2 separate regions of the Homo sapiens genome follow, and region 1 is linked to region 2. Evidence: read pairs that join two places in POLR2A ChIA-PET (ENCODE). Cell type or tissue: K562. All regions are shown on one strand. Each heading gives the region's core, and the rest is flanking DNA. Links, peaks and the distances in the headings are about the cores only.

Evidence for each region. Peaks named below come from ENCODE experiments on the same cell type or tissue, not always from the same donor. Only the 100,000 strongest peaks of a DNase experiment are listed, where the experiment ranks them.
Region 1: POLR2A ChIA-PET joins it to region 2 with 5 read pairs; 2 of 35 experiments call an interaction of 5 or more read pairs at or near these places.

Annotation. Positions count from the first base shown.
Region 1 is chr17:28,504,935-28,510,297 of GRCh38, reverse strand. FOXN1 (forkhead box N1) reads right to left here and starts at 3,950. Exons shown (of 9, transcript NM_001369369.1): 1 at 3,855-3,950. RefSeq lists an enhancer at 1,747-2,699. In K562, for the core only: no CTCF peak of the experiment used is centred there; a DNase peak (open chromatin) is centred at 2,286; H3K27me3 peaks cover 4,327 bases.
Region 2 is chr17:28,772,034-28,777,396 of GRCh38, reverse strand. The region is part of intron 1 of FAM222B (family with sequence similarity 222 member B); the gene reads left to right. It overlaps LOC124903965 (a long non-coding RNA gene), which reads right to left. Exons shown (of 3, transcript XR_007065689.1): 2 at 5,018-5,130. Among named protein-coding and RNA genes, the nearest start is that of TRAF4, 31 kb to the right of the region's middle. In K562, for the core only: no CTCF peak of the experiment used is centred there; no DNase peak of the experiment used is centred there.

The DNA of each region.
Region 1 (5,363 bases), core at 74-5,073, 270 kb after region 2:
GTGTGTGTGTGTCTCTGTGTGTATGTGTGTCTCTGTGCTGTAGTTTGTCAGAGGCAGTGGGGGGAGCCCTGAAGGCCCCGGAGGGTGTATGAGGGCAGGATTTGGAGCTGACTGACAGTGCATCCTCCTGTGAGCATGGGGTGGAGGGCGAGGGTCAGACCTTGCAGTGGGCTTTCTGTTGCATTCTGGAAGGGGATGGGAGGATCTGGAGGGTTGCCTACCCCTGGAAGCTTCTAGAGTAGCTGTGAGAGCACAGGTTCCCTTTTCTCCATGACTCACAGCTGGCTCTCCAGTCAAGTTCCCCAAGAGATCACGATTCAGCGAATTCTCTCCCTGGCCCCATTAATCTGAGCTGACTAAGCAAGGGCCACAGGCAGGGTAGAGACCCGGGGATGCGCACTCCTAATCAACCCTAAAAATCCCTGCTCCTGCTTCCATGCCCCCTCTTCCTTGGCCCGCCATGCCTGATAGGATCAGTTACGCTCCCAGCCCCCTGAGAAAGCCTGCCCCGGCCCCGCTTTGGGGCTCTATGAGGGTGTCTCTCCATCCCCGCTTCACTGCCACATGCCCGCAGTGTGGAGGTCTGTCTGGGCGCCAGCCCTCCACTTGTCTTGTTGCATCTGAACTCATTTTTACTGTTTGGTGAGCATCCAGCCTTTACGGCCCAGATAGGATGAGGAAGCTAAGGGCTGCTCCAGGGATGATCTTGTCCTGCTCGTTTTGTCTATTGGCATGGCTCTGGGCTTTTCCTCAATGCTCAGACAACCTGGGGGACACCCCAGAACCTGGCGGGGATGCTGGTGAGGGGTGTTAGACTCCAAGGGAACCTGTGACATAGGAGGAGATCCATCCTGAGGAATGGAGCAGGAGGTGGAGATGGGGATAGGAGTGTGGTTGGAGGTGGGAGTGAGGAGATGAGGTAAGGAGGAAGGAGCAGGATGGGGTGGTGGTGATGGAGGCAAGTTTGGGGACGGGGATGAGTAGGAAGGGGGCTGGGCGGGATTGAAGGTGGGAATGGAGATAGGTTATGATGGGGAAAGAGACAGAGACGGGTGGAAGGGTCAGGGATGAGGTTGGAGTTGGGCACAGAGAGGGAGGGAGGGGCAGGGGATGGAGATGAATAAGCTGGAAAGACCCAATGTATTCTGGAACCATGTGGTTCGTGCTTCTGGGAGGCCCTCTCCCAGAGGTCATCTTGTCTTTCCCCAGCTCCTGGAGGTCCTCTCATCCTTCCCCAGCTCCTGGGCATGTTGCCAGCCCAACCCCACCCACCCCAGATCAATGGTTGCCTCTCCACTCAGGAAACCACCTCCTGTGGTCACATAGTCCAGTCAAACTCAACCTAAAATGCTGAGAACTTTCTCTGAACTCTGTCAGTCACTCCTGCTGCAGAAGCCAATCCTGGTTTCCTGAACTCCCCTCTGCCAGCCACAGCAGGGATGGCAGGCTGTGATTTGGAAGGACAGAGGGGAGGGCATACCTGCAGGACCTCGGTCCCCTCCATCCTTTTGTTATGGGCAGATGGGGAGGCAGGCAGAAGTGGACCGCAACTTCGTCAGAATGTGGAGTCAGAGAGAATAAGAGGCGCAGCGAGAGTGGGGCCTTTCTGTCCCTGCCAGCGCCCAAGCAACCAGGGCATTTCATTGTGACTTAGAACAGTCTCTGCCTATGTGCCTGGGCCCTGTGCAGGCAATGGGGGTTCTGCTGGTCCATGAAGACCAGGTGTCAACTCAAGCCAGAAAGGGAGAGGTTAGACATCAGGAAGGACTTCCTAGCTAGAGAAGGTGAAGAGTCCAAGGAAAGAGGCGATATGTTGCTTTCTTAGAGGCCAGATGGGACTGTCTGGGGGATGGGGGGAAAGGAAGGCTTTCCCTGAGGCAACGGATGGCACATGACAGAAGGTGCATGTCACCAGTGGGCTTTCCCCCTTGTCTTTAACTTTCCTAAGCCTTCTCGCGATGAAGCCTTCTCACGGTGAAGACGGCTGTTGGTTGGAGGCAATGTGGCGTCAGTGCGTGGATGAGACAAAGCTGGGGAGCAGGGAGGGGTCCTAAGCCCCCTAATTTTTCTCTAGTTTCCCAGGACCCACTGGTCCAGAAGATTCTGGGGCTCCCTGAGCCCCTGGGAAATAAAGTCCTCTGAGAACTCCCTGGCATTCCCGGGAGAACAGGTTTCTGGCTCTGGGAGTGAGTGAGGCGCCGGGCCTGGGGGTGCAGCGTGCCTCGGCAGGCCCTGGAGCCGGGAGCTGAGCTCGCACAGGCAGCGCGGGCGGGGCGGGGCTGGGCGGGGAGCCGGGAGGACATGCGCCTCTCCCTGTGGCTCCTTCGCCTTTGAGGATCCCCAACCTGGGGCAGCCCTCACCCCGTCTGCCCCTCTCCAGGACTCAGCCTGGCTCTGTCCCTGCCTGGCTCACCCTGGACCCCTCACAGAGCCACAAGAGAAAGGGACCAGGATAGGAGGCCCTGCCCCTTCCCCCATCCACTCGGGGTGCCCTTGTACTGCCTGTGTCTTGTGGTCAGGGAATGAGCAAGATGGTAAAAGGTTCTGAGCCAAGCCCGGTGGGGACAGGACTGCAGTGCAACGCCGCCCTCGGATCCGAGGAACTAGTGTTCCTCAGTGCGGGAGGAAGAAGGCTACCGGGCAAGCAGAGCTGGACCCTGCAGCAGTAAAGACTTCAGAGAGGCTCCAGGAAGGACTTCATGATTGTGAGGAAACTGACCAGATTTTCTCCTTCAGGGATTAGGAAAACTAGGAGGGGCAGCCCTGCCCGATGTGGGCAATGACTGGCATAGGGGCAGGGGATGGATAGGATGACTTCCCAAGATGAGCCCCTCCGCCCGGGTCCCTTCCCACTGACCAGTTGTGCATTGCCACAAAGCACATCCAGACATATCCCCCATGCCTGTAGGTGCCGAGAGAAGAGGCAAACACGCCCACTTGCTAGAGTCTACTCTTCATCCAACGGGCTTCTTTGGATATTTAGGGAGGGCCTGGGGGACTCCACGGGGAATGCCAGAACCTTATCTGAGCGGGTAGTGGGTGGGGAGGAGTCGGGGGAGCTGGCAGGGGCTTCCTGCTGCTTCGGCCACTTCCCTAAGGGCCTTCACTTCCCACGCCCCCAACTCTAGGCCCCAAAGGCCTCAGGGCTCCCTGCCTGGCCCAGCTCTGCTCACCAGGACTCTGCCTTAGGGGTCTTGCGGGAGAGAAATGGAGCTGGGGATAGGAGGCGACTCTGCCCTAAGCCCAGCATCAACTCATGGCCACAGCACCTGTTTGCCACCTGTCTGCTTCGCCACAAGGTGCACCATCTCCTTTCTGCAACCCAGGCCTCTGCATGGGCCCAGGCATCTAGACCCCAGCCCAGGCTGCGTGGAGATGTTGAGCAATTCCTTGATCTGCACACACCCTTGGTGCTCCCCAGCTCCCAGAGCTGGGCTCTCCCTTCTTCACCTGGAAAACCACTACATGGAGAACTTGGCCCCCTGCCTTTCAGCTCTAGTTTTCCAGATCTAACACTTTTGAGTCCTCATTTCCTCCCAGCACAGGGTGGGTGAGCGCATCTCCAACACACAGAGACACACACAAAATCCAGCACACACCAGAATGAGACCCACACCACAGCAAGAGGGATTAAAGTTGGACAACCTAGAAAAGGAACTGGAGGGGGAGGTGGGGGAAGGGGTGCCCCTTGGCCTCCAGGCACTCACCCGAATTCTGAGTCTCCCTTGAGCTGCAGTGAGAACCTGGGTGCTCCCCGTCACTCCTGAGCCCCGTTAAAAAGGCGAACGCCCTCCCCGTGCCCCAGCCCGGCCCTGCTGGCCTCCACGGCTGACTTGGGCCGGGGCTCCTCTTACCTGCTCAGTGAAGCAGGTCGGCGTGGGGGCCCGGGTCTGGGGGGCCAGGAGCTCTGTCCGTCTGTCAGTCCGTCAGCTCGGCCGTCCTGTGTCTGTGCTGACATCAGGTGAGGGGAGGCAGCTGCCAGGTGAGCCAATAATTATGATATCAGCTTCCCCTTGCCCGGAGGGGCTGCGCCAAAACGGGGAGAAGAGAAAGGTGACTAAGAAGCTAGTTTGCTCCTTGGCTCTTGTTTGACAGGTACCGGCTCCCGTGCCCGCCCCAGCCGCACCCTGGCCCCCCAACCCCTCCCTCCTCCTGAGCTAGCCCAGGCCCCCTCCCCTGTCCCTGCCAGTGCGCACAGCCTGTGGCTTGTAGAGGAGGGGGTTGTCCCGTGGCCCCCGCCTGCACTCCAGAAGGGAGATGTCGCCCCCCCACCCACAGGTGGGGCACAGGCCTGTTGGAGCATGCACGTGTGTCAGGAGAGCCTGGCCGCCACATGTATGCTCATGGAGCCCACTCATGAGGTTCTGGGGAACAGCGCTGGGTGGCAGCCCAGGGTTCTCTGAGGCACGGCATGGACAGGTTGGGCCCTTCAAGGGCCAAGCATTAGCACAGATTTGCTGGGAACTGTCTGTCCATGGGGCCGGCCATCTGTCTGTCTCTCCACAGCTCCCGCAGCACCTCGAGGGTGTCTCCTTGTGGGTGGGGGCGTGTGCACCCACTGGAGCATGTGCTGGTGACTCCCATCTCCCTCTCCCTCAGGGGCAGATACATGCGAGTCTGTCTGCATCTCTCCCTGGGTCTGTACATCTGTCTCCTGGGTGGGCGTGTGTCTGCATGTCTTCCCCTGTGTCTGTGTCTCTGTGTCCCCGGACCCAGGCCCGTGTGTCGTCCGTGTGTTGACATGCTCATGTCTGTGCACACGTCTCTGCTGTGGGTCAGCAACCTAGTCCTGTGTGAGCATGTGGGTGTCTGTGGGGGTGGAGATGGGGGCTCCCTGGTTCTGTGTCTTCATCCCAGGCTACTCTTCATTATTTGGAGGATAGAAACAGAAACCTGAGTGGCTGTTGCCCTGGTCTCTGGCCCCTTAGAGTTCATGTTGAGGGTGAAGCCCTAGGAATTGGCTTCCCTGGTCCCAGCTGGACTCAGGCCTGGAGCCTGTCCCTGCTCCCTGACAGCTTTCTCTGCTGTTCCCCCAGACCCTGTCCTCACCTCCTTCTCTCTGCTTCCTTTTCATCTTCTTTGCCCTCCATCCCCTTGTCTCCTGTCCCTGGTCATTCTTTCCCTCCTCCATCTCCCTGACCCTTGCACTGGCCTCTAAGCCCACTTGTGTCTCTTCCTGGAGCTAAAGGCTCTAAGGACCTAGTACCAGCACTGCTGCCCAGCAAGTTCTGGGATTTGGCTTCTGGCCTGAGGGTATGGACAAGTCAGCTCTTCCCCAGTGACTATCTCATTCCAAGGAGAGAGGTAATATCAACCCTGGCCGGGGCACAGTGGTGGTCATCTGGCACAAGTGTGGAGCATGC
Region 2 (5,363 bases), core at 147-5,146:
TCCTTGCCAAAGAGAGCAGTGGTATAAATAGTACCTTTGGGGGAATCAGGGTGGGGACAGGAAACAGGATGGGAAGAGGACCTGTTGTGACAGGTTCTAAGGGTATAGTTTAGAAGCAGGTTTCCAAATGCCTTGAGCCACATGTGTTCAGCAGCATGAAGATGGTTTGTGGCAGATATATTTCTAGATTTTCAGGAGAGTAAGTCTAGAGTAAATACCCATCTCTCTTCCTTGCTGTTTCCTCTAGCCTAGAGTTGTGAGGTCACAATTGCAAGTGACTTTACGGTCCCCTATTGAGTTAAAGATGGAGAAGAAAAAGGCCTTTGAGCAATGGCTAAACATTATTCAGGTCAGTCATATAGTGAAATGTACTAGTTGGGAGATTCTTAGTTATTTGGGCTAACAAAATTACCTGTTGAATGGATTGTTTCATTGTAACAGACCATAAAGATGACTGATTTTGCAGAGTCTGATTTGATAAACTTGTAATTTTTGAAGTCTTTGGTACTGCTTATTTTTCCCAGAGCAGCATTTTGGTGTCTCCCTTAGGTTTAAGCTACATTTCTTGGAACCCAGGAGTAACGGAATAGGGAGCAGTGTAGGATAAAACTTTCCCCTTGATTATCAAAAGGAGTCTTTTGGCTGGCACCGAGGCTCATACCTGTAATCTCAGCACTTTGGGAGGCCACTTGAGGCCAGAAGATTGCTTCAGCAGGAGTTCAGCAGCAGCCTGGGCAACAAAGTGAGACCCCATCTCTTCAAAAAAATTTTTAAAAATTAACCAGGTGGTGGCATGCCCCTGGTCCCAGCTACACACGAGGCTGAAGCAGGAGGATTGCTTGAGCCCGGGAGGTTGAGACTACAGTGAGCCGTGTTTGTGCCACTGTACTCCAGCCTGAGTGACAGAGTGAGACCCTGTCTCAAAAAAAAAAAAAAAAAAAAAAGTCTTTTTAGGTAAGCCTTTGGCTCATGGATGAGAAGAATCAGATATTGGCAATGACTTTTTTTTTTTTTTTTTTTTGAGACGGAGTCTCGCTCTGTTGCCCAGGCTGGAGTGCAGTGGCGTGATCTCGCCTCATTGCAACTCTGCTTCCTGGGTTCACACCATTCTCCTGCCTCAGCCTCCCGAGTAGCTGGGACTATAGGCGCCTGCCACCATGCCCAGCTAATTTTTGTTATTGGATTTTTAGTAGGGACAGGGTTTCACCATGTTAGCCAGGATGGTCTTGATCTCCTGATCTCATGATACGCCCGCCTCAGCCTCCTGGGATTACAGGTGTGAGCCACTGCACCTGGCTTTTTTTTTTCTTTTTTTTTTTTTGAGACAAAGTCTCACTTTGTTGCCCAGGCTGGGGTGCAGTGGCATGATCTTGGCATACTGCAACCTCTGCCTCCTGGGTTCAAACGACTCTCGTGCCTCAGCCTCCCAAGTAGCTGGGATTACAGGTGCACACCACCATGCCCGGCTCTTTTTGTTTTTTTTGTTTTTTTGTTTTTGTTTTTGTTTTTTTTTTTGGAGATGGAGTCTTGCTCTGTCACCCAGGCTGGAGTGTAGTGGCGCCATCTCGGCTCACTGCAACCTCCATCTCCTGGGTTCAAGTGATTCTCCTGCTTCAGCCTCCTGAGTAGCTGGGACTATAGTCTCGAGCCACCATGCCCGGCTAATTTTTGTATTTTTAGTAGAGACGGAGCTTCACCATGTTGGCCAGGCTGGTCACGAACTCCTGACCTCAAGTGATCCACGCACCTCAGCCTCCCGAAGTGCTGGGGATTCCAGGTGTGAGCCACCACGCATGACCTCCAATTTTACTTTTTAATTCAAGTGTGTAAACTTCATTTTTGAGCCACAGCATGAATCAGAAGCTGGGCTGGCCACCCTGGGTTTTTGGGGGCTAGGGGAGCTGTTGTTTTTTGTCTGTGTTTTTTTTTTTTTTTGAAGGCAGTGAAAGGAAGGCAGAAGAGAACTAATGAAGTACTGAAAGACACTAGATTGTGAGTGGCGAGGCTATGCTGGGAAGTGAGCTCTCTAGAGATCACTTTATCCCCCATTCCCCACGGAAAAATGCCTTTGCCAGTACTTTATCTTCTCCTCCTTTTCCCATCAAAAAACATGAGGCTGGGCGGTGTGGCCCATGTCTGTAATCCCAGCACCTTGGGAGGCCGAGGTGGGGAGTTGGAGACCAGCCTGGCCAACATGGTGAAACCCTGTTTGTACTAAAAATACAAAAATTAGTCGGGCATGGTGGTGCACACCTGTAATCCCAGCTACTCAGGAGGCTGAGGCAGGAGAATTGCTTGAACCCAGGAGGCAGAGGTTGTAGTGACCTGAGATCGCGCCACTGCACTCCAGCCGGGGCAACAGAGCAAGACTGTCTCAAAAAAAAAAAAAAAAATACAGCTGAGATTTTTTTTGTTTGTTTTATTTATTTATTTATTTATTTAATTTATTTATTTTGAGACGGAGTCTCGCCCTGTGACCCTGGCTGGAGTGCAGTGGTGCCATCTCAGCTCACTGCACCCTCCACCTCCCGAGTTCAAGCGATTCTCTTGCCTCAGCCTCCTGAGTAGCTGGGATTACAGGTGTGTGCCACCATGCCCAGCTAATTTTTGTATTTTTAGTAGAGACGGGGTTTCACCATGGTTGACCAGGCTGGTCATGAATTCCTGAAGCTGAGGTTTTCTCACTGGCACAAATCTACCCTGAAGGCACAGGTGGTCCTTTTTCAGATGCCACCCAGGAAAGCAGAGAGTGTGACATCAGAACTCTAATAAAACCTCTTCTGGTCGGGGGCAGGGAGCAGAGATGAAAGCACTTTTGAATTTTCCAGTAGGGAAAAAGGTTTGTTCCTTAATTAGAGGTAGTCTGGGAAATGCTAGCACTTGTGCAGGTGCCCCAGGAGAGTTGGAAAAGCTTAGTTCTGTGGTCACTGTGATACCATAGTCCCCCTGCCTTGGGTAGCTAACGTAGCATACCAGCTGGCGTTAGGAAAACTAGCTAAAGCTCACAGAGAGGCTCTGCCAAAGTGATCGATCTTTCTCTGTAATGTCTGTAACTCATTTGGCCTGCTCCAGGTTACTACTTGATTCTCTTCAGCAGTTAAGAGTTGCATTCTGAAACACTTTCAGAGAGTAGTGCTAGTGTTGATTTCTGGATCTAATTCTGGAAATACCAGCTGTAAAATTATATTGGAATTTACATTTAAGAAAAAGTCAGACCCCAGTCAATTCTGTCCAGGAAAAAAAAAAAAAAGAAAACAAAAGAAAAATAGAAAAAGCCAGATGGTAATCAAAAGGTGTGGGTAGTTTGAAGCTTTTAAATAAAATGCCTCCACTCAGCCGCCAGGCCTCTGGAGGATTCCTTTATTCTGACATCTCTGCTTTCTAGAATATGTTGTGGGGAGAGGTTGTTTCATTCTTGTTTCATCACAACCCTCATGACCTTGCCACAGTCTGAGCTCATTCCGTACCTTTTCTACCCTAGCAGGATCTGATTCTTGACGTCAGTGAAACTGGTCAAGGGGCTTGTGGACTTTCTTAGTACTGGAGGAAGTCTTCTGGAAAGGATGACAAATGGATCCCAGAATTCTTTTTTTTTTTTTGAGACAGAGGCTCGCTGTGTCGCCCAGGCTGGAGTGGAGTGGCATGATCTCGGCTCACTGCAACCTCCGCCTTCTGGACCCAGGTGATTCTCCTGCCTCAGCCTCTCGAGTAGCTGGGATTACAAGCACATGCCACCATGCCCGGCTAATTTTGTATTTTTCGTAGAGATGGGGTTTTGCCATGTTGGCCAGGCTGGTCTCAAACTCCTGACCTAATGTGATCCTCCCACCTTGGCCTCCCAAAGTGCTTGGATTACAGGCGTGAGCCAATGTGCCTGATTGGATCCCAGAATTCTTTTTTTTTTTTTTTTTTTTTTTGAGACAGAGTTTCACTCTTATTGCCCAGGTTGGAGTGCAATGATGTGATCTAAGCTCATTGCAACCTCCACCTCCCAGGTTCAAGCAATTCTGTCTCAGCCTATCGAGTAGCTGGGATTACAGGCACCCACCACCACGCCCGGCTAATTTTTTGTATTTTTTTTTAGTAGAGATGGGGTTTCACCACGTTGGCCAGTCTGGTCCTGAACTCCTGACCTCAGGTAATCCACCCGTCTTGGCCTCCCAAAGTGCTGGGGATTACAGGCATGAGCCACCGCACCTGCCCTGGATCCCAGAATTCTTAAAGCAAGGATCACAAATTATGGACTGTAATCTTAGCAGTTCGTTTCATGCCAGTGAGAGCTCTAGAGTATTCTAGACTTGTGGAAGTTTCTTCTTGGGACTGTAATCACGGAGGACCTCAAGCTCTGTTTCTTACTGGTTCACTCCTTCCTGCCCAAACCAAAAGTTGACTTTCTGGAGTCTGCTGAATTCACCTCTTATCTTTACTTCTTTGTTTGCTATCAATAAATTCATTAATGCCTCTTTGCCATAGTTTAGCTGTTTTTTCTTTTGTTTTGTTTTGAGACAGAGTCTCGCTCTGTCGCCGAGGCTGGAGTGCAGTGGCGCGATCTCGGCTCACTGCAGCCTCCGCCTCCCCAGTTCAAGCGATTCTTCTGCCTCAGCCTCCTGAGTAGGTGGGACTACAGGTGCCCACCGCCATGCCCAGCTAATTTTTCTATTTTTAGTAGAGATGGGGTTTCACCATATTGGCCAGGCTGGTCTCGAACTCCTGACCTTGTGATCTGCCCACCTTGGCCTCCCAAAGTGCTGGGATTATAGACATGAGCCACCGCGTGTGGCCCTAGCTGGTTTAATTCTCTCTGTTCTTTTTTTTTTTTTTTTGTATTTTTTTTTTAGTAGAGATGGGGTTTCACTGTGTTAGCCAGGATGGTCTCGATCTCTTGACCTCGTGATCCGCCCGCCTCGGCCTCCCAAAGTGCTGGGATTACAGGCATGAGCCACCGCGACCGGCCTCTCTCTGTTCTTTCTATTGAAATCCAAAGATGTGGTTTGAGGGGCAGTATGTTACAGGTCACCTCTTAGGATCCACATCTCCTACTCATCTCTTGGTTGCAGGTATCAGGATTTAATAGATGTGAGATTGCAGTAATCATTCAAACGTTGGCTCTTTCTGGATTCATAAAGTTCCCTGAAGAAGGAGAAAAAAAGACAAAGATTGGTTCTTTCCAAAAAATACTGGGAAAAAAATGATATCTGCAAGACCACTGAGTGAAGGTGTTTTTGTATCCCCATCGTCAGAGTATTAGCTATACAGATGTGAACGTTTCTTAAGGTTGAGGTTTTTGGTTTATCAGTGATTTTTTCCCCCTTATTTTAAAATTATTATTATTACTATTTTGAGACATAGTCTCGCTCTGTTGC